Regions from separate parts of the Homo sapiens genome. Here region 1 is linked to region 2. A link is a loop called in an ENCODE intact Hi-C map of the cell type or tissue named here. Cell type or tissue: ovary. All regions are shown on one strand. Links, peaks and the distances in the headings refer to the core of each region. The heading gives the core; the rest is flanking DNA.

Evidence for each region. Hi-C counts contacts between places; a loop is a spot of excess contacts. Peaks named below come from ENCODE experiments on the same cell type or tissue, not always from the same donor. Only the 100,000 strongest peaks of a DNase experiment are listed, where the experiment ranks them.
Region 1: it touches region 2 in a loop (3-fold over the local background); 20 of 110 quality-filtered maps call a loop at or near these places.

What each region holds. Positions count from the first base shown.
Region 1 is chr18:36,091,344-36,101,560 of GRCh38, forward strand. No RefSeq gene overlaps it. Among named protein-coding and RNA genes, the nearest start is that of RPRD1A, 29 kb to the left of the region's middle. RefSeq lists a silencer at 7,474-7,634. In ovary, for the core only: a CTCF peak has its summit at 4,775 (motif pointing right); no DNase peak of the experiment used is centred there.
Region 2 is chr18:36,740,546-36,750,762 of GRCh38, forward strand. It overlaps FHOD3 (formin homology 2 domain containing 3), which reads left to right. Exons shown (of 29, transcript NM_001281740.3): 21 at 111-293; 22 at 2,192-2,311; 23 at 3,487-3,648; 24 at 6,400-6,590. Among named protein-coding and RNA genes, the nearest start is that of TPGS2, 83 kb to the right of the region's middle. In ovary, for the core only: no CTCF peak of the experiment used is centred there; a DNase peak (open chromatin) is centred at 5,197.

The sequences.
Region 1 (10,217 bases), core at 1,389-9,388, 650 kb before region 2:
CCATCATTTTCTTACACTTATTCACATGTAAGTGCTTAATAGTAAAACATGACATACACATCTGGCATGTGTGGAAAAGATGTATCAAAACTGAAGGGGCCTGGGAAAATCTTTTTTTCCCTTGGGGATGTTAAATAAACTGTGTGTTGTGCACCTGCATTTTGTCTGCAAATCATCATATAAAGTCAGGTATGGATTGTCCACTTGTGGCATCATGTCAGCAAAAATGTTTCCAATTTTGGAGCATTTTAGATTTTGGATTTTTGGATTAGGAATGCTTAACCTGGACTGATTTTGCCAGAGATCATTCTTTGATGTGGGAAGTGGTCCTGTGCATTAGAGGATGCTTCGCAGCAACCTGGCCTCTGTTAACTATTTGTAAGTAGCAAACTCCTCACTCCTTGTGACAATAAAAAATGTCTCCACACATCACCAAATGTCTTATATGGGCAAAATTGGCCCCAGTGGCAACTACTTCTTCAAAACTGCCCTGAAGAACTGCACTGCAGATATTTGCTTCTACATCTGTCTTCACTTCTCTTCTGCGAAATCCTAAAGGCCTGGACAACTTCTTCCTTATCTTAGGATAGCCAGTGACTGATTCTTGCTCAGATCTTCATAGGAAGCACCCTGAAAGGCCAAGGAAGCATTGGCAGATCTTCCTAGAACTTCAGGAAATCTGAGGCCATCACATCTAGCTCTAGCACTCCGTGTGGTGCCTTAATCACTTCTACAATGTCCCCTCCAGATTCTGTAAAGAATTCAAGCAATTGACACTTATCTCCCTGCAGGGGTGGGGGGCTCATTTTTAAAAAGTTTTTATGGTAAGCTGAAGCTTGCTGACTGTCTGACTTTACCCAGTGTCTCAATCCTTTTTTTTTTTTTTTTTTTTTTGAGACATTCTTGCTCTGTCACCCAGGCTGGAGTGCCGTGGCACGATCTTGACTCACCGCAACCTTTGCCTCCTGGGTTCAAGTGATTTTCGTGCCTCAGCCTTCTGAGTAGCTGGAATTACAGGCATGTGCCACCACACCCGGCTAATTGTTGTATTTTTAGTAGAGATGGGGTTTCACCATGTTGGCCAGGCTGGTCTAAAACTCTTGGCTTCAAGTGATCCACCTGCTTTGGTCTCCTAAAGTGCTGGGATTACAGGCATGAGCCACCCATGCCTGGACCCATTGTTCCAATTCTATTCTCTGAATTCTTATAAAATTAGCCTAACTTTACTTCCACATGATAGCCTTTTAGGTTTATGAAGACTACCATTATAATCATTCACTCAATCATTTAACAAATACATACTTGAAAAGGAGAAAAGCAACCACTGACATGTGCAGTTGGCCTGGCTCTATCACCTGGCCCTCTGTGGTGTTAGGAGCTCATCTGGCATCACAGACAGGTCATGGTATTCTTCTGATGAACATAAACAATCTCACAGAGCACCTACATCAGACAAGGGCACTCTATGACCTCGGTAAAGTGAGACAAAAACCAAACCAAACAAAAACAAGACCACTTCATAAATTTTATCCAAGAACAGGAAAAAATAAAGTCACTGTGTAAACCACAAAAATAGCCTCCTCTTCCTGCTAATATAACTGCTGCTTCTTTACCAATTATATCCTTAGCCTTGCTCTCTTCTTCCCCCTTCTAAAAAAAAATTTATTAAAATACCCAATCAGATAATTATTCCTGCTTCCTGGCATCATTCAATTCAGAGCAAAACCTCACTTCCTTGAAACCTCTGCCAAATCACCTAACTTAAGCCCAAATCCTCCTTGCTAACATACCAAGCCATTCCATGGTTCCCCCTCTTGTACATTCTCTTTCATGACAACAAGCCAAAAACTCAACTTGTTCAATTACAGGTATGTTCCTGGTGGTCTTTGGCTGGAAGGCATTGACATACTGAACACCTAATATAAGCCAGGCACTAGGGATAGGGCAATGAATAAAACAAACAAAAATCTGTGTCTCCGTCAGAGCTTCTGTGGAAGTGAAGAGTGAACCAGGTGAAAGCATAATATGGTGTGTTAGTTGTGCTATGTGCCATGTGGAAAAGTAATGTCGAGGAAGGAATATGGCTGTTGGGATTTTGGTTCACTAGGAACAGGCTTACTAAGGTGCCACTCTGAGATCTGAGGGAGGGGACATGTGACCCGTGCAGCTATTTCGGGGTGTTCAAAGAGCGAATGGCCAATACAAAGGCCCTAGGACAGGAAGGTGCCTGGGGTGGCTCAGGAGCAGCACGGAGAACTCCTGTGGCTGGAGTGGGTGATCAAAGAGGAGAGGAGTAGGAGACAGTAAGATGGGGCGTGAGGAGAGAACAATGATCAAATAGGGTCTTATAAACCACTGCCAGGATTTTGGCTTTTACTTTGCATAAGTGAGATGGGAAGTTGTTGCAAAGCGTTGAACAGAAAAATCACGTGGTTTCTTCTTCTTTCTTTCTTTTTTTCCTTTTCTTTCTTTCTGTTTTTTTTTTTTTTTTTTTTTGACAGAGTCTTGCTCTGTCACCTAGGCTGGAGCACAGTGGCATGATCTTGGCTCACTGCAGCCTCCGCCTCCCGGGTTCGAGTGACTCTCATGCCTCAGCCTCCTCAGTAGCTGGGATTACAAACACATGCCACTATGTCCACCTAATTTTTGTATTTTTAGTAGAGACAGGATTTTGTCACATTGGCCAGGCTGGTTTCAAACTCCTGACCTCAAGCGATCCTCCCACCTCAGCCTCCTAAAGTGCCGGGATTACAGGCGTGAGCCACTGTGCCCGGCCCAACATTTTTTTTTTTTTGTAAAATATCTTTCTAGCACACTACATTGTTTATCTATTTAACTTACTTCTTGTCCGCCTATTCTTTTTTTTATTTTTTTTGTAAAGACAGGGTCTCGCTATGTTGACCAGGCTGGTCTTGAACTCCTGGCCTCAAGCAATCCTCCTACCTCTGCCTCCCCAAAGTGCTGGGATTACAGGAGTGAGCTACTGACCCCAGCCTCTCTGCCTATTCTTACTAGAATAAACGTTCAATGAGAGCAAGGATTTGGGTCTATTTTTCTAATTAACAAACACTGCACAGAACAGTGTCTGGTTATAGTAGGGGCTCAATAAGTACTTGTTGAATGAATAGTTTTTGGATCCATTGTGACTTTTGTCTCACATCCATGAGCATGCTCCTTTGGCAGTGTTTCTCTAAAATGATCAGGGGATGTTCCAGCCAAATTCTGGAATAGTAGGATGTTTCTCCTTTGTTCAAACCCTGGCATTTTATGGTGCAGCCCAGCAAGCCTAGCCTGTTTGGCAGGCATATCAGCCACTTCATGCCTCCCTATCCAGAACCTTGTACTTTTCCTGCGAAGAAGAAAATCTACAGTCAGCCAACCCCTCGTAGCTCAGGATATGTGCTGTATCTCTAACAGTGGAATCACACATCTCATAGGAAATGGAGAAAAAGGACATCAGACATCCGACTGCAAAATCTCTTTTAAGAAAGGATGTCCCCAATAAAAGAACAAAGAAAGGAAGGAAGGAAAGAAGGAAGGAAGGCAGGAAGGCCCAGCTTGGGCAACATAGCAAGGTCTCATCTCTACTAATATATACATAAATAAATAAAACCGGCATGGTGGCGTGCACCTGTAGTCCCAGCTACTCAGAAGGCTGATGTGGGAGGATTAATTGAGTCTAGGAGTTTGAGGTTGTAGTGAGCTATGATTGTGCCACCTGCACGCTAGCCTGGACAACAGAGTGAGACCTTGTTTAAAAAAAAGGAAAAGTAAAGATGCCAAACTTGAACTCCCAAATTTTCAACTTTGGAGACCGTAGACAGGAGTTTAAGTTTCTTCTGTGGCATCAACTAGCTCTAGGACTTTAACCAAACCAATTAACCTCTCCAAACTTCGTTTTAGTCATCTGCAATATGAAACTAATAAGGCCTATATAGTAAGGCTGTTATGAGGATTGGGTAGAATTATGTAGAGGACTATAGTAGACCTTAGTAAATGCTATTTTTTCTTACTTCATAATCTCTTCCCATTTGCCAAATGTTTTCGGCTAAGATGAAGTGGGAGTAAAAATTAGCTGGGCGTGGTGGTGAGTGCCTGTAATCCCGGCTACTCAGGAGGCTGAGGCAGGAAAGTCACTTGAACCCGGGAGGCGGAGGTTGCAGTGAGCCGAGATCATGCCATTGCGCTCCAGCCTGGGCAACAAGAGCGAAACAGCGAAACTCCGTCTCAAAAATAAATAAATAAATAAATAAATAAATAAATAAATAAATAAATAAAGGACAACTGTGATATCTATTCTTTTGTATCTGGCTTTTCCCACTTAGCATATGTTTTCAAGGTTCATCCATGTTGTAGATAATTTTTTGTCTACAACGTTTTTGGAGATAAATTTGTTTTGTCTACAATTTTTTGTAGACAATTTTTAAATTGCATTTTCTTGTATGAGTGAGATTGAAATCCTGTAATATGTAAGCTTTTATATGATAAAAAGCCATTTGCGTCTTTCTCCATGACCACTTAATTCATGTTTGTAGTCCATTCCTCCTATCCAAGAATAGGAAATAACTTTACATGTACTCAAATATTTTGGCCCATCAGCAGCATTTGAGTTTCTCTTCACATACTTCTTGCACAGTTATGTTAAATAAAACTAGTTCTTTAAATTTACACCAAAAAAATAGCTAGTAATTGAACACTAGTAGCATCATTTCTAAATTAGTCATCTTCTCAATTTGTAAAATTTGAAGTTGTGTTAAAATTCCACAAGGTGGCAGACTGGTTCTACTAAGTTGGGCTTACTGCATGGGTTTAAATAACATCCTAAATGTGTTATATGCATTCAATGGAATAGTATTTAGCTTTAAAAAAGTGATATTCTGACACATGCTTCAACATAAATGAAAAAACTTTGATAAGATTATATTAAGTGAAATAAGCCAGTTACAAAAGGACACATATTGTATGTTCCACTTAAATGTGTAGTCAAAATCAGAAAGACAAAGTAGAATGGTGTTTGGCTGGGAAAAGAAGAAATGGGGAGTTATTGTTTAATGGATCCACAGTTTCACTTTCAGAAGACATAAAAATTCTGAATATGGATGGTGGTGACGACTGCACAACAATGTTAGTGTACTTAATGCCACTAAATTGTACACTTAAGAATGATTAACAAGGTAAATTTTATGTTATTGTATATTTTACCACAATAAAAAAGATGGTAAAAAATAAGATTCAAGTAAAGAAATGTATAAAGAATACAAAAGTCTTCCACTGTACTGTGTATCCTTCCAAAATTTCTGTAAGTACACCCACACCCAGGTGTGGTGTGTACTCAATATTTTACACTGTATTGTTCAATCAAGAGAAATATCCACCTCATCCTTTTTTAGAAAAAAACTTAGGAAAAGTTACTTTTTTCCTATGCAGTAGAATTCTGTGAGATTCACTACATATAGATTTGTGTAACCACCACCAAAATCAGGATACAGAATGATTCCATTACCATCTCTCAACCCCTGCCCCCCAAAAATCAAACTCCTATGCTAGTATTTTACAGTCACAGCCTTCCCAAAATGAACCCTGGGCAACCACTGATCTTTTCTTCCTATCATATTATCTTCTCCAGAGTACCATATAAATGGAAACATGTAATATGTAACCTTTTGAGTCTGCCTTCTTTCACTTAGCAAAATCACCATGTATTCATGGAGGTTGTTGCCTGTGTCAGTAGTTTATTCTTCTCACTACTGGGTAGTATTGCACTACACAGATATACCACAGCATTATTTATCCATTCAACTGTTGAAAGACACTTGGGTGGTTTCCAGTTTCTGGTGATTGTGAATAAAGCTGCTATACAAGTTTTTGTGCAAATGTTAAGTTTTAATTAGTCTAGGGCAAATACACAGGAGAGGGATTGTTGGGTCATAATGTACCCATAATGTAGTTGTATATTTACCTTTGTAAGAAATTACCAAATTGTTTTCCATAGAGGCTGTACCATTTTGCATACCCACTACCAATGTATGAAAGTTTAGTTACTCCACATCCTTGCTGGATATTGATATTGTCAGAATTTTTAATTTTAGCCATTTTAGGAGGTGAATACTGACAGCTCATTATGGTGTTAATTTGCATTTCCTTAGTGATTTATGCTATTGAACTCTTTTCATGTGCCGCCATGTGTTCTCTTTGGTGACATATCTACATATCTATTCAAGTTTTTCCCACATTTTAAAGAACTAGGTTGTTTGTTTTCTCACCATTGTGTTATGAGAGTTGTTTTTATATTCTGAAAACAAGTTCTTGGTTGGATATGTGATTTACGAATATTTTTCTCCCAGTTCATAGTTTCTCTTTTCTATTCTGACAAAACAAAAATTTTCAATTTTTTTTTTTTTTTGGTGGAGGAGACAGGGTCTCACTCTGTTGCCCAAGCTGGAGCACAGTGGCACCAACATGGCTCACTGCAGCCTTGACCTCCTAGGCTCAAGGGATCCTCCTATCTCAGCCTCCTGAGTAGCTGGGCCCACAGGCACATGCCACCATGCTCAGCTAATTTTTTACTTTTTTATTTTTTGGCAGAGATGGAGTCTCACCATGCTGCTCAATTGCTCAGGCTGGTCTTGAACTCCGGGGCACAAGCAATCCTCCTACCTTGGCCTCCCGAAGTGCTGGGATTATAGGTGTGAGCTACTGCGCCTGCCCAAACATTTTCAATTTTTCTGAAACAAATTATCAACTTATTCTTTTATGGATTGTGCTTTTGGTTCAAGTTTGCCTAACCCCAGGTTAGGAAGATTTTTCTCCTATATTTTCTTCTAAAAGTGTTATGGTTCTATATTCATATCTATGATCCATTTTGGATAAAGTTTTGTTTGGATTTTCATTTTGTTCTTTTGCCCATAATGTTCAGTTGTTTCAACACTATTTTTTGAAAAGACTGCTATTACACCATTGAATTGTCTTTTCACCTGTGTCAAAAATAAGTTGATTATATTTGTGTAAGTCTATTTCTAGGCTCTCTATCCTACTTCATTGATTTGTATATTTTTCCCTTGGTCAGAACAACCAAGTCATGATTATGGTAGTTTTATAGTAAGTCTGAAAGTCAGATAGTATGATTCTATCAACTTTATGCTTCTTCAGAATAGTTTTGGTTATTCTCATTCCTTTGCCTTTCTATATAAATTCAAGAATCAGCTTGTCTATACTTAAAAAGATCCTGCAATGATTTTGATTGAAATGAAAACATTTATTATGTTTTTTTCCAATCTATGAACATAGCATATCTCTCATTCAGCGTTTTTTTTTTTTTTTTTTCTTGAGACGGAGTCTTATTCTCTCACCCAGGCTTGAGTGCAGTGGCGCGATCTCGACTCACTGCAAGCTCCACCTCCCGGGTTCATGCCATTCTTCTGCCTCAGCCTCCCAAGTAGCTGGGACCACAGGTGCCTGCCACCACGCCTGGCTAATTTTTTGTATTTTTAGTAGAGACAGGGTTTCACCGTGTTAGCCAGGATGGTCTCGATCTCCTGACCTCATGATCTGCCCGCCTCGGCCTCCCAAAGTGCTGGGATTACAGGTGTGAGCCACCGCGCCCGGCCGCTTGTTCTTCTTCTTCCTCTTCTTCTTCTTTTTTTTTTTTTTTAAACACAGCATTTTGTAGTTTTTAGTATAAACACCCTTTACATGTTTTGTTAGAATCATACCTAAGTGTTGCAATTTGGAGGGAGCAATTTTAAATGGAATTTTATTTCTTAATTTTAATTTCCAATTGCTCATTGTCAGTAAACAGAAATAAAATTGACTTTTGTGTGTTGATATTGTATCCTGTACAAAGCTCAATTCACTTATTAGTTCTAGAAGTGTAACCAAACTCAGGTCCAGCTGCTCACCACCTATCAAGCTAAAAACACAAGAAGCAATGCATGGTAAAAGAAAAGTAACCTTTATTTCAAATGCCATCAGTGAGGGAGATAGCTGAGCTCAAGTCACAAAGAGATCATCTCAAACTTTTGGGCTGACTGAGGGAGTTTCAAAAGAGAAACTTGCTGTGAGAATCATGTAGGAGTGTTGCAGGGTGCAGCTCTGCATGCCTTGTTCTGATGGCTATCTTGAATAATCATCTATTCAGAGGTCTTGTTGGTGTTATCTTGACTTCAGTCTGGTGGTGGTGAACTAATTGTTTATGGACTCCCCTAAAAAGATGGATTTCCCAAGGCCTCCATGCCTGGTTTGTTTCAAGATTAGTCCCTGGAACTTTTAAACAAGGAGATGGTTAGATAAGTGTGTATGGTGCAAGGGAGTGTCTGGTAGAAAGGGGAGAGAAACAAAGAGTTTCAAAGTACATTTCAAGCCCATATTCTGAGTTTAGACAAAAAAGTTCAGAAATGCATTTTATAGCTAAGATACTCAGTTATAGAAGGGCCTATATGCATTTCTCTTACTTTATTTTACCAATGAACGTCCTTTTAAAAATTTACTTTAATTTTTACTTTTAGAGAGAGTCTTGTTCTGTTGCCTAGGCTGGAGTGCAGTGGTATGATCATGGCTTACTGCAACCTCAAACTCCTGGGTCCAAGCGCTCCTCCCACCTCAGCCTCCCAAATAGCTGGGACTACAGGCATATGCCATCATACCTGGCTCATTTTAAAATTTTGCATAGAGACAGAGTATTACTATGTTGCCCAGGCTGGTCTTGAACTCTTGGCTTGAAGCAATCCTCCTACCTTGGCCTCCCAAAGAGTTGGGATTACAGGCATGAGCCACCATGCCCAGCTGACATCCTTGTTTTATATCTGAGTTTAGATGAAAAGCATGTGTTTTTCACCAATAAGTATGATGTTAGCTATATGTTTTTTCTTAATCATATATGGTTAACTCTTTTTTTAAGAGACAGGCTCTGTTGCCCAGGCTAGAGTGCAGTGGTGTGATCATAATTCACTACAGCCTTGAACTTCTGGGCTCAAGCAATCTTCCAACAAAAGCCTACCTAGTAGCAGGTGCACACCACAATGTCTGGCTTATTTTTAAATTTCTTTGTAGAGAGGGAATCTCACTATGTTGGCCAGGCTTGACTTGAACTCCTGGCCTCAAGTAATCCTCCCACTTTGGCCTCCCAAAGTGCTGGGACTGCAGATGTGAGCCACCACACTCAGGCTGTAACTGGTTAATTTTTTTTCTTTTTTTAAAATTAAGTTCCGGGGTACATGTGCAGGATGTGCAGGTTTGTTACATAGGTAAACATGCGTCATAGTGGTTTGCTGCACCTATCAACCCATTACCTAGGTATTAAGCCCAGTATGTATCAGCTCTTTTCTCTAATGATCTCCCACCCCTGCCCTCCCCAAGAAGTCCCCAGTAAATGTTGTTCCCCTCCCTGTGTCCGTGTATTTTCATTTTTCAGCTCTCACTTATAAGTGAGAACATGTGATGTTTGGTTTTCTGTTCCTGCATTAGTTTGCTGAGGATAACGGCTTCCAGATTCATCCACGTGCCTGCAAAAGATATGATCTCATTCCTTTTTATGGCTGCATAGTATTCTATGGTGTATATGTATCATATTTTCTTTATCCAGCCTATCATTGATGGGCATTTGGGTTGACTCCATGTCTTTGTTATTGTGAGTAGTGCTTCAATGAACATACGTGTGCATGTACCTTTAAAATAGAATGATTTCCATTCCTCTGGGTATATACCCAGTAATGGAATTGCTGGATCAAATGGTATTTCTGGTTCTAAATCTTTGAGGAATCACCACACTGTCTTCCACAATGGTTGAACTAATTTACATTCCCACCAACAGTGTAAAAGCGTTCCTATTTCTCTGGAACCTCGCCACAAGGGAATCTCCTGATCCATGGATTGGAAAAAATTGTGGGAAAAGCATAGTACCCCTGGTTGGTGGCACAGTCCCTCACCACTTCCCTTGGCTGGGGGAGGGAGGTTTCCCTGGTCTGTGCACTTTCTGGGTGAAGTGACACCCCACCCTGCTTCTGCTCTCTTTCCATGGGTTGCGCCCACCACCCAGCCAGTCCCAGTGAGATGAACTGGGTACCTCAGTTGGAAATGCAGAAATCACCCACCTTCTCTGTTGGTCCAGCTTGGAGCTGCAGATGGGAGCTGCTTCTATCTGGCCATCTTGGTCCCTCCCTACCGTTAATTTTTATCAAACATTTTTTTCTGTACTAATTGATAAAATCATGAGGTTTTTC
Region 2 (10,217 bases), core at 1,473-9,472:
ATACCTCTACTACCTGGTTGGAAAATTATAATATGAATTTTATAACATTGAAGGGACAGGGGAGGGTCCATCACTAAGAGAAAATATACTATATCATCTCCTATTTCCAGAAAATTCTAACGATGATTCCCACCGATGAGGAGAAGCAGAAAATCCAGGAAGCTCAGCTGGCCAACCCTGAAATCCCCCTGGGCAGTGCAGAGCAGTTCCTCCTCACCCTGTCCTCCATCAGCGAGCTCTCTGCACGACTTCACCTCTGGGCATTCAAAATGGATTATGAAACTACAGAAAAGGTAAGCTCTCTGTAAGAGAGGCCGCTGATCCCACATCCACAGTGTTGAGAAAGGCAGTTTTTCATTGATCAGTACTAAGGCAGTGAAATATCATTCTTGGCATAGGGTACGGAGGGTGAATTGACAATGAGGAGGTCGTGTGTACACCAAGTGATCAGCAGCTGGCCAATGAAGGCTGATTCTAAAGTGTCTGCCTGGTGCCAGCCTCAGACACTAGATTGTGGGCACCAGGTCACTGATTACAAAACAAAACAATTACATTTTTTTTTCAGATCCTATATTCTCATTGTAGAAAATATGGAAAATACAGAAAAGCACAATATAGAAAATTTCCTATAATCCTTCCACGTGATGATAATCACCTAAACTGCCAGTGATTGTGGCAATTAGCAGGTCTTTTTATGTTGCCTATTGCAAGAGTTTGGGAGGGGAACAGAAGGAAATGGGCCTTAATGGAGAAAGCTTGAGGAGGCTCCTCCTGAGTAGAAAGCAGAGGACATGGGCATCCTCTCTGGAATAGGGCAGTGGGAGTTTTTCGCAGGCTGAACAGAAGGAGCCAGTGTAGAAGAAAAGGAGGAGATGGAAAGTGAACTGTGTGGGATCTTAGTTGAGAGGAAGTCTGCAGAAGAGAGATTCTATAGCCCAGGTGAGCCAGGTGCAGTGGCTCACACCTGTAATCCCAGCACTTTGGGAGGCTGAGGCAGGAGGATGGCTTGAAGCCTGGAGTTCAAGACCAACCTGGGCATCATAGTGAGACCCTGTCTCTACAGAAATTTTAAAAACTTAGCCAGGTGTTGTGGCATGTACTTGTAGTCCCAGCTACTCAGGAGGCTGTGGCAGGAGGATCACTTGGGGCCAGGAGTTCAAGGCTGCAGTAGGCTATAATCACCTTACTGTACTCTAGCCTGGGCAACAGAGTGAGACCTCCATCTCTAAAAAAAATAAAGCCAAGTGGGGAGGCTGTGTGGTCTCCATCTTCTGGCAAAGGAAGGAGCAAGGTCCTGTACTGAGGGCCAGATGGTGGTGGGTTTGGGGGACTTTAGAAGGGAACTACAGTATTTGAATTCATCAGGAAGTCAAGCAGAGAGGAAGACACCTAGGGATTGCTGAGGTGACTGCTATGACTGGGTCACAAGACCAGACAGCATGCTCAGGTGACTTTTTTTAGCCAAGGGAGGTAACATCAGGGAGAAAACAGATCACTGGGTCAGCCTGGCAAGACCTGGGCTGGAGAAACTGAAGCTGGATTTCCTGGCTTTGGGATATAGGCTGGGGGAGAGCCTCAGTCAAGACAAAGGAGTGGGGGCCACAGAATAACAGCAGTGAGGGTGGGGGAGATGGAGGCCATGAGGCTACAGAGCAGGCTGGAGGTCTGAGGGAGGGTGATCATGAAAGCAGTGGGGTAGAGGGCAGTAGCCTTCTAGTGAGCAGCCCAGGCTGCCAGGTGGCTAGCCGTGGAGTGCCTTGAGGGGAGGAGGAGGCCTGGGGCAGTTCAGGGACATCGAGCGCACAACTTTCATTGCCAATCTGCCTGGAAGGACAAAAAGCAAAGAAGAAGACTGTGGTCTAGAAGCCGAAGGAAGATGAGAAGGAAGAGTGTCCGAGGAGTCAGCCACAGCCAGAAAGGAGAGTAAGAGGAGGGCATTCCCTAAGGCAGAAATGGGGAGTCCAGAGCCCTTGTCACCCCAGCACAAGGTCCTTTTGGTCTCCACTGCAGGGTCTGGGGAGTAGAGGCTCTCCCTGCCACACGTTTCCATACCTAGGAGCAATGCCCATCGCGGGGGATTGCCTTGTGCTGGGGAGAACACCGTGTGTTATTCCCTTATACAAAAAGTCAGAAGAACAAAGTAAACCCAAATTGTACACTCTTTATTGTCTAATTTTTTTTTAACTGAAAGGAAGTAGCAGAACCACTCCTGGACCTGAAGGAAGGAATAGACCAGTTGGAGAACAATAAAACCTTGGGCTTTATCCTGTCTACTCTCTTAGCCATTGGGAACTTTCTAAATGGAACTAATGTAAGTCATCCCCATCCCTCATCCTGTAGCCCCCCCTTGTCACAAAATCCCTGCCCAGCAATTGCTGATGAAGGTTGTACCTCAGGTTCCCCAAAGCACAGTGGAACAAATGACTTTTGTGTCTTCTTGCTGAAAATCTAGAAGGAATTTGTTCTTAAGATATCAGGGCCTAGGCCGGGCGCGGTGGCTCACACCTGTAATCCCAGGACTTTGTGAGGCTGACGCGGGTGGATCACGAGGTCAGGAGATCGAGCCATCCTGGCTAACACGGTGAAACCCTGTCTCTACTAAAAATACAAAAAATTAGCCAGGCATGGCAGCACGCACCTGTAGTTCCAGCTACTCGGAATGCTGAGGCAGGAGAATCGCTTGAACCCGGGAAGCAGAGGTTGCAGTGAGCTGAGATCTCACCACTGCACTCCAGCCTGGGTGACAGAGCAAGACTCTGTCTCAAAAAAAAAAAAAAAAAAAAAAAAAAAAGATATCAGGGCCGATTTATTTCAATCTGTGTCTTGCTATAAATAAGAAAACAGAAAAACACACACATGATTCTTTATGAAGTGTAACTACTCTCAAACTTGACATTGGAAAACTTCCTTCTGCCCCATTTTTTTTCTGAGCTTATCACTCAAATACTCATGCTTATAAGCATTTTGATGCTTAAAGAAAAACAACTGTTTAAAAATCTTTTTTTTAAGTTCTGGGGTACATTTGCAAGATATACAGGTTTGTTACATTGGTAAACATGTGCCCTGGTAGTTTGCTGCCCCTATCAACCCATCACCTAGGTATTAAGCCCAGCATGCATTAGCTATTAAGAAACGCAACTTTTTAAAATTGGCTCAGCTTTGTCCAGGAAGTAGACAACAACAGGCAAAGGGAGGAAGAAGTAGATAGGCAGATGTCAGAGCCCAGCCCCACAGCACCCTGATTTAGGGGTGAGCCCTGGGACATGGCTCATGGCTGTGGTGGGAAAGGGCTAGAGGCTCCCTCATTCTCAGGGTGGCTGGCCCATGTGTGATCAGCCATGGATCATGGAGCATGTGGCCCCAGGAGCTTCAGCCACAGAGAAACTGAATGTTGGGTGACTGCAGCCAAGAATTGATCCTAACCATCCTGTGCTATTCTCTAAGAGCCTGCTTGAAACATGTCTTTTATTGATGTTTGCAAAACAGGCCAAAGCGTTTGAGTTAAGCTACCTCGAGAAGGTTCCAGAAGTCAAAGACACAGTGCACAAGCAGTCGCTTCTCCACCATGTGTGCACCATGGTGGTAGAAAACTTCCCAGACAGCTCCGATCTGTACTCGGAGATCGGGGCCATCACCAGGTCAGCCAAGGTATGTCTGTGGACGCTGAGGAGTGGGCCTGGTCTCGCTGCAGCCACGGGATCTTTATCGGTCATCCTCGAGGAACACGAGCCCTATTAAGTAAAATGCCCAAGTGCTGCCTGCATTCTCTGCTCTGGAGTTTATGAATATGATTTGTTTTGTGGCATTTCTAATGAACTTTTAAGATCTTTTTCCTATCTCTGGTTCTCAGTCAGATTCTTTCCTACTAAGGTATGCAAGGCAAGCCTGCCATCCCATTCCTAAACCCTGCGTCCACTGTTAGGCAGTGTTACTCACCAGGGTGGATTCTCCAGAACGCTGAAACAGCACAGCTTGTCTTAGGTGGCAACCATGTCAAAAAGATGCAATTTGGCTCTTCCTGAGATGTCCATAGGACCTTGCAGTGAGGTGTGGAGCCAGAAAACAGGGCCCTCCCGGCTCCTGCTCCCCACAGATAGGCAGTCCCTATGATCTTGCCCAGAGGGAACATTTTTATAGAGCTGTAAACAGTATATGGCCTTGGCCCTCAGCTGCAAGCTCTTAAAGCGAGTGCAGAGTTAATATCTTCATGAACTTATGCTTCATTAGAAAAGAGACAGTCACAGTATGTGGACACCTGGCTGCCTCTAGTGCAGGGGGTCACTGAGGCTGACCAACTCCTAGAGGGATCCCAAACACACCAGAACTGGGAGATGTGAAGGTCTTAGGAGCACAGGAAACTCGCTAGGGGAGAGGGCAGGGGTGGAAAATACCCTTAAATAGGGCACAGCAACCAGGCTAGTGTGAAGGAACCTTCTAGAAACACTCCTGGCTGGAGCATGAGAGCTGGAAGTACTGGGGTGTGTTGGAATCCAGCATGAGAGGAAGAGAGAGAGTGGTGGGCAAAGGTGGGGAAGGATGTGGGTTGGCTGCTGAGGCCTGCTTCAAGGGGCCCTCCCTCTCTGTCTGCCTTCTGCCACAGCCCTGGCTTGTGGGGACCTGGTGGCCGAGAGCCTCCTCCACCTACCTCCAGAGCCACAGGCTGGCCTCTGCCAGGTGCACCGAGCAGGGGACCCTGAACTGGCCTATCAGAATTTTTTTCTAAGCCTCATTGTATCATGAGAAAGCGAAGCCTTTCCTATCTGGACTCAGGATTCCTTTGGTTTCAGACAAATCATTTTCCCCAAAGTGCCATGAAACCCTGCATACCTGAATCCCAGGGCTTTGCCTAAACTCGCCTTCTCTTTCTGATGCAATAGCATCAGGAAGCCCAGTACATACGGTGTCTTGCATGCCTCCCTGCCTCACACCAGACACGACACTGCGTGTCTTTATCCTGTTGGTGCCACAGATCCTCACAGAATCCACCTTTGCGAACTCTTTCCCCTTCATTGTCCTTCTAAGGGTGGGCCTGGAGGTCTGAAGTCACTCCAGCAAGTCCCCTGTGGGCTTCAGAAGGCCCTGCTCGTTGCCTCTGTCAGTGGCCCCTAAGTAGCAACGGCTTACCTCCGCGCCCCTGCTCACCTCCACGCATCTCCCGCTCAGCCCCTCCCGACCCCGTACCCTCTGTGCACCTCCCGCTCACCCCCCGCCACACCCTCCATGCACCTGCCACTCATCCCCCCACCTGCACCCTCCGCTCACTTCCTGCTGACCCCCGTGTACCTCCCGCTCATCCCCGCCACACCCTCCACGCACCTCGTGCTCAACCCCGCGCACCTCCTGCTGCTCTGACTTTTGCTTGCTGGACACAGCCTTTCCCATCTTAGCTACTTTCCATCCACCTCAGTCCCCTCCTTTCAGCACACCCACTTACCTATTTCTTCCTCCGCTCCTGTCCTTCACAATTTCTTTCCCCATCCCTTTGTTAAATGTGGCCCTCTGATGTATTTTTTTCATGACTAAAAATCTCTCTGATTTATGTAATTTTTAGTCTGGAAATTCTATAAAATCATCACCTTAGAAAACCTCATCTCAGTCTCCTTCAGGCAATCCAGCCTGTCTGCACGTCCCTGAATACACAGCCAGCACTCTGTTACATCTGTCCCTTGCATGTGTGATGTGCATCTGCTGGCAACCCTCACCCACACACAGGCACACACACGAGCCTGGTGGGGTCTGTGTGTCCTTCAGAGTTTGGGAATCACCTGTGGGTACAGTTAGCCTCCTTGAGAACAGGAAGTTGTCTTATTCAGCATTTGTGTTTATGTTCAATGCCTGGCTTAGAGACTGGTGTATGCTAGTTTCTCCATGAGTGTTGGTGGAATGAGTGAGTGGGCAGGTGAATAAAACAACTTGTCACTCACATTATAAAGGAGATCATCACGAAGAGAAGCTGGCTGCCCATTAGTTGGTCCCCAGCATAGCAGAGCCATCTTCATAGGACTAGGGTGCATTTCTCAACTTTAAGAGAAATATTATCGCTGAAGAATAAGAGTGCTCTGAAAAAAATTTATGAGACATCTTCTTAGTTCATCTTGTACTAGGGTTCCTTGATATCATGTTTTAATTTACAGTTCCCAAAGATTTATTTCTAAATATGGCCAAAAAAGGTAACACATGTATTAAGTTCATTTGGAGAACAGTTTTATCACTAAATAATGTGATGTCAAGATAATGACAGATACACATGTGAATAATTTTTAGGCTGTAAATATGTTTGCATTTCAAAATGTGAATTTCGTTTTGATGTTTGTTTCTCCCCAGAGGCAGTTTTGTCTCTCAGTTCAGGCTGGTGTCCGGCGGTTTCAGTGTTTGCAGTGTTCTCGCTCTGATTTTCAGGTTGACTTTGATCAACTTCAGGATAATTTATGTCAGATGGAGAGAAGATGCAAAGCTTCATGGGATCACCTCAAGGCAATTGCAAAACATGAAATGAAACCAGTTTTAAAACAACGGATGTCAGAGTTCCTGAAAGACTGTGCAGAGCGAATTATAATTTTAAAGATTGTCCATAGAAGGATAATCAACAGGTAAGTGGATTGAGGAACTTATAGAAATATCAGTACAATGGCATATTGAAAAATTTGTACTGGAAATTAAGAGCCGATGGTTAAATTTACAGATTTTTTGTACATTCTTGGTACATAGCAAGTACACTGATGATACAGATGTTTAACAGTTTCATGGATAATTAATTTTTCTTACACAATAATATAATGCCATCAAACCTCAAAGTTGGAAGGAATCTCAGAAATAATTTGATCCAAAAATCCTACCTATCAGGAACTGCGTCTGTAAGATTTCTAACAAATTGAACCCTGCATCTCTGGGTCTGCTGGAAGAATTTCACCTATAGAGAGGACACTCCCTTTCAAGGCAGCTCTCTTTGTTAGAAAAGTTCCTCCTTTACCTGATCTGCAGCTGGCCTTCGGAGGACCTTCCAGTAACAGATCCTCCAACAGCTGCTTAGCTATGCCACAGCCTACCTGAGGGAGGTCCAAGCTCCATCACAGCACTGTCCTCTGGACCAGCCCTCCTCAGAGTCACAGGATCCAAGAGGACCCTGGAGACACAGCAGTGATGTGTCAGACCTTGTTGTGCCCACAAGGAGAATGGGGTCTGGAACAGCCCATGGCTGTCCAGGGCCGTGCCACCAGAAAGCAGTGGTAGCCCGAAGACTAGAACCTGGATCTTCTATCTTCCCAGGCCAGGGCCTTTCCTACCATGTGCTACCACTCTCTTCTCCTTTGCTTTGTCACAGAACACGGTTGAGGGACCCTCACCCATTCTTCCTTCCTCCCTCCCTCCCTGCCTTTCCTTTCTTTCCTCATCTCCTTCTTTCACCTTCCTTAAGCCTATACAGAACTTTTTAAAACCTGATACTTTTATCTGCACATGAACCCTCTCCCAGCTTGTGTCAGTTTCTGCTTTGATATTCATACTCCCTGGGTCTCCATTCAGACCACTGAGAAAATGGCAAGTAGTTTTTAAAGTTGGACGGGACAAAAATAAGAAGCAGAATCTTCCCTCCAGGTTGACAACTATCCGTCAGTCAGTTCTTTTGGAATTTAATTGTTCAACTATAAATCTCCCTGACTATCTATCTAGACCTTCTGGCTGTCCTTCCTTCCTCAAGGGAACTTTTAGGATATTTTGTCAGATTTCTTACTGAAATCAAAGAGGCAGGGAATGTGAGCTGGTTTGGCCCTCCATGCTTTGTATGATGCAAGCAATTCCCCATTTAAAATACACGCACGCGCACACACACACACACACAACACACACACACACACACACACACACACACACACACGGAGAGAGAACCAACTATTATTTGGAACGTCATGAAACTGGAGTAATTTTATGAATGTCTTATAAAGCTGTTGAGCTTGGTTATGTTAACCATTTTATCCCAGACAGATTAAAAACTCAGTTTGGTGGTGTGTCTATTTCTTAAGCTATAAAGTATTTGCTCTGATTATCCCATTCTCCTTGGTAAGCTGGTCACCCAGATGATGGCTGCTCCCGCCTCACCTGTCCACATCCTACTGGGGATGACCAGGAGGAGCCAGAAGTTCACTGTGGTTTTGGTGTGGGTAGTAAAAGGGGCGTGGCTAAAGGGAGGTGGTACCCGGAAGTGGCCAGTCCAAAGTATCTAAACCGTAGAACCCTGTGTTCAAATGAAGTCTTTAGCTGGAGCGCTGTATGTAGAACTGATTAAAGCAGGACTCTCTTGTTGAAATTGAGATGGAGGACTGAGAGCCCCAAGGACTGTGCCTCATTTTTCCTTCCCCCTCCCACCAACAGTCCTCAGGATCATAGCTGAGGATGGCTGTGATTTTTTTTTTTTTAAACTTAACACATTGGGAAACTGAGGCACAGAAAGGACCCTATTCAGGGCCTTACAGCTGGTAACCAGAGGGATCATCTTAGTCATGCAAATGAGCCTGCCTAAATACTTATATTTTGATGTCAGATCAAAAAGTTTCAAAAGGTGTCTCTTTGGGTAAAACCTACTTTTTGAAACTGTTTCCTGGCTAAGAAAATTTTGTTTTGGATGTTCAAACCTGCATTTGTTTTAACTTTTATTTTAGGTTCAGGGATACATGTGAAGGTTTGTTAACATAGGTAAACTCATGTCATGGGGGTTTGTTGTACAGATTATTTCATCACCCAGGTACTAAGCCCAGTATCCGATAGTTATCTTTTCTGCTCCTCTCCCTCCTTCCACCCTCCACCTTCATGTCCAGTGTCTGTTGTTTCCTTCTTTGTGTTCATAAGTTCTCATCATTTAGCTCCCATTTATAAATGAGAACATGTGATATTTGGTTTTCTGTTCCCGTGTTGGTTTGCTAAGGATAATGGCCTCCAGCTCCATCCATGTTCCCACAAAAGACATGATCGTGTTCTTTCTTATGGATGTATAGTGTTTCGTGGTGTATATGTACCACATTTTTTTATCCAATCTGTTATTGATGGGCATTGAGGTTGATTTCATGTCTTTGCTGTTGTGATTAGTGCTACAATGAACATTCGTGTGCATGTGTCTTTCTGGTAGAATGATTTATATTCCTCTTGGTATATATATACCCAGTAATGGGATTGCTGGGTCGAATGGAAGTTCTGCTTTTAGCTCTTTGAAGAATCACCATACTGCTTTCCACAATGGTTGAATTAATTTACACTCCCTCCAACCGAGTATAAGTGTTCCTTTTTTTCCACAACTTCACCAACATCTGTTATTTTTTGACTTTTTAATTATAACCATTTTCACTGATGTGAGATGGTATCTCATTGTGGTTTAGATTTGCATTTCTCTGATGATCAGTGATGTTGAGCCTTTTTTTTTTCCATATTCTTGTTGGTCACATGTATGTCTTCTTTTAAAAAGTGTCTGTTCGGGGCCGGGCATGGTGGCTCACGCCTGTAATCCCAGCATTTTGGGGGGCCAAGGTGGGTGGATCACGAGGTCAGGAGATCAAGATCATCCTGGCTAACACGGTGAAACCCTGTCTCTACTAAAAATACAAAAAATTAGCTGAGCATGGTGGTGGGCACCTGTAGTCCCAGCTACTCAGGAGGCTAAGACAGGAGAATGGCATGACCTGGGAGGTGGAGCTTGCAGTGAGCCGAGACAGTGCCACTACACTCCAGCCTGGGAGACAGAGGAAGACTCCATCTCAAAAAAAGAAGTGTCTGTTCATGTCCTTTGCCCACTTTTAGTGGGGTTGTTCATTTTTCTCTTGTAAATTAAAGTTCCTTAAAGATGCTCGACATTAGACCTTTGTCAGATGCATAGTGTGCAAAAATTTTCGCCCACTCTATAGGTTATCTGTTTACTCTGTTGATAGTTTCTTTTGCTGTGCAGAACTTCTTAAATTTAATTAGATCCCATTTGTCAATTTTTGCTTTCATTGTGATTGCTTTTGGTAAATTTCGCTGTGATTGCTTTGTCAGCCTGTTCCTATGTCCAGGATGGTATTGCCTAGGTTGTCTCCCAGGGTTTTTATAGTTTTGGGTTTTACATTTAAGTCTTTAATCCATCTAGAGATGACTTTTGTATATGGTGTAAGGAAAGTGTCCAATCTTCAACATTTGACTAGCCAGTTATCCCAGCACCATTTATTGAATAGAGAGTCTTTTCCCCATTGCTTGTT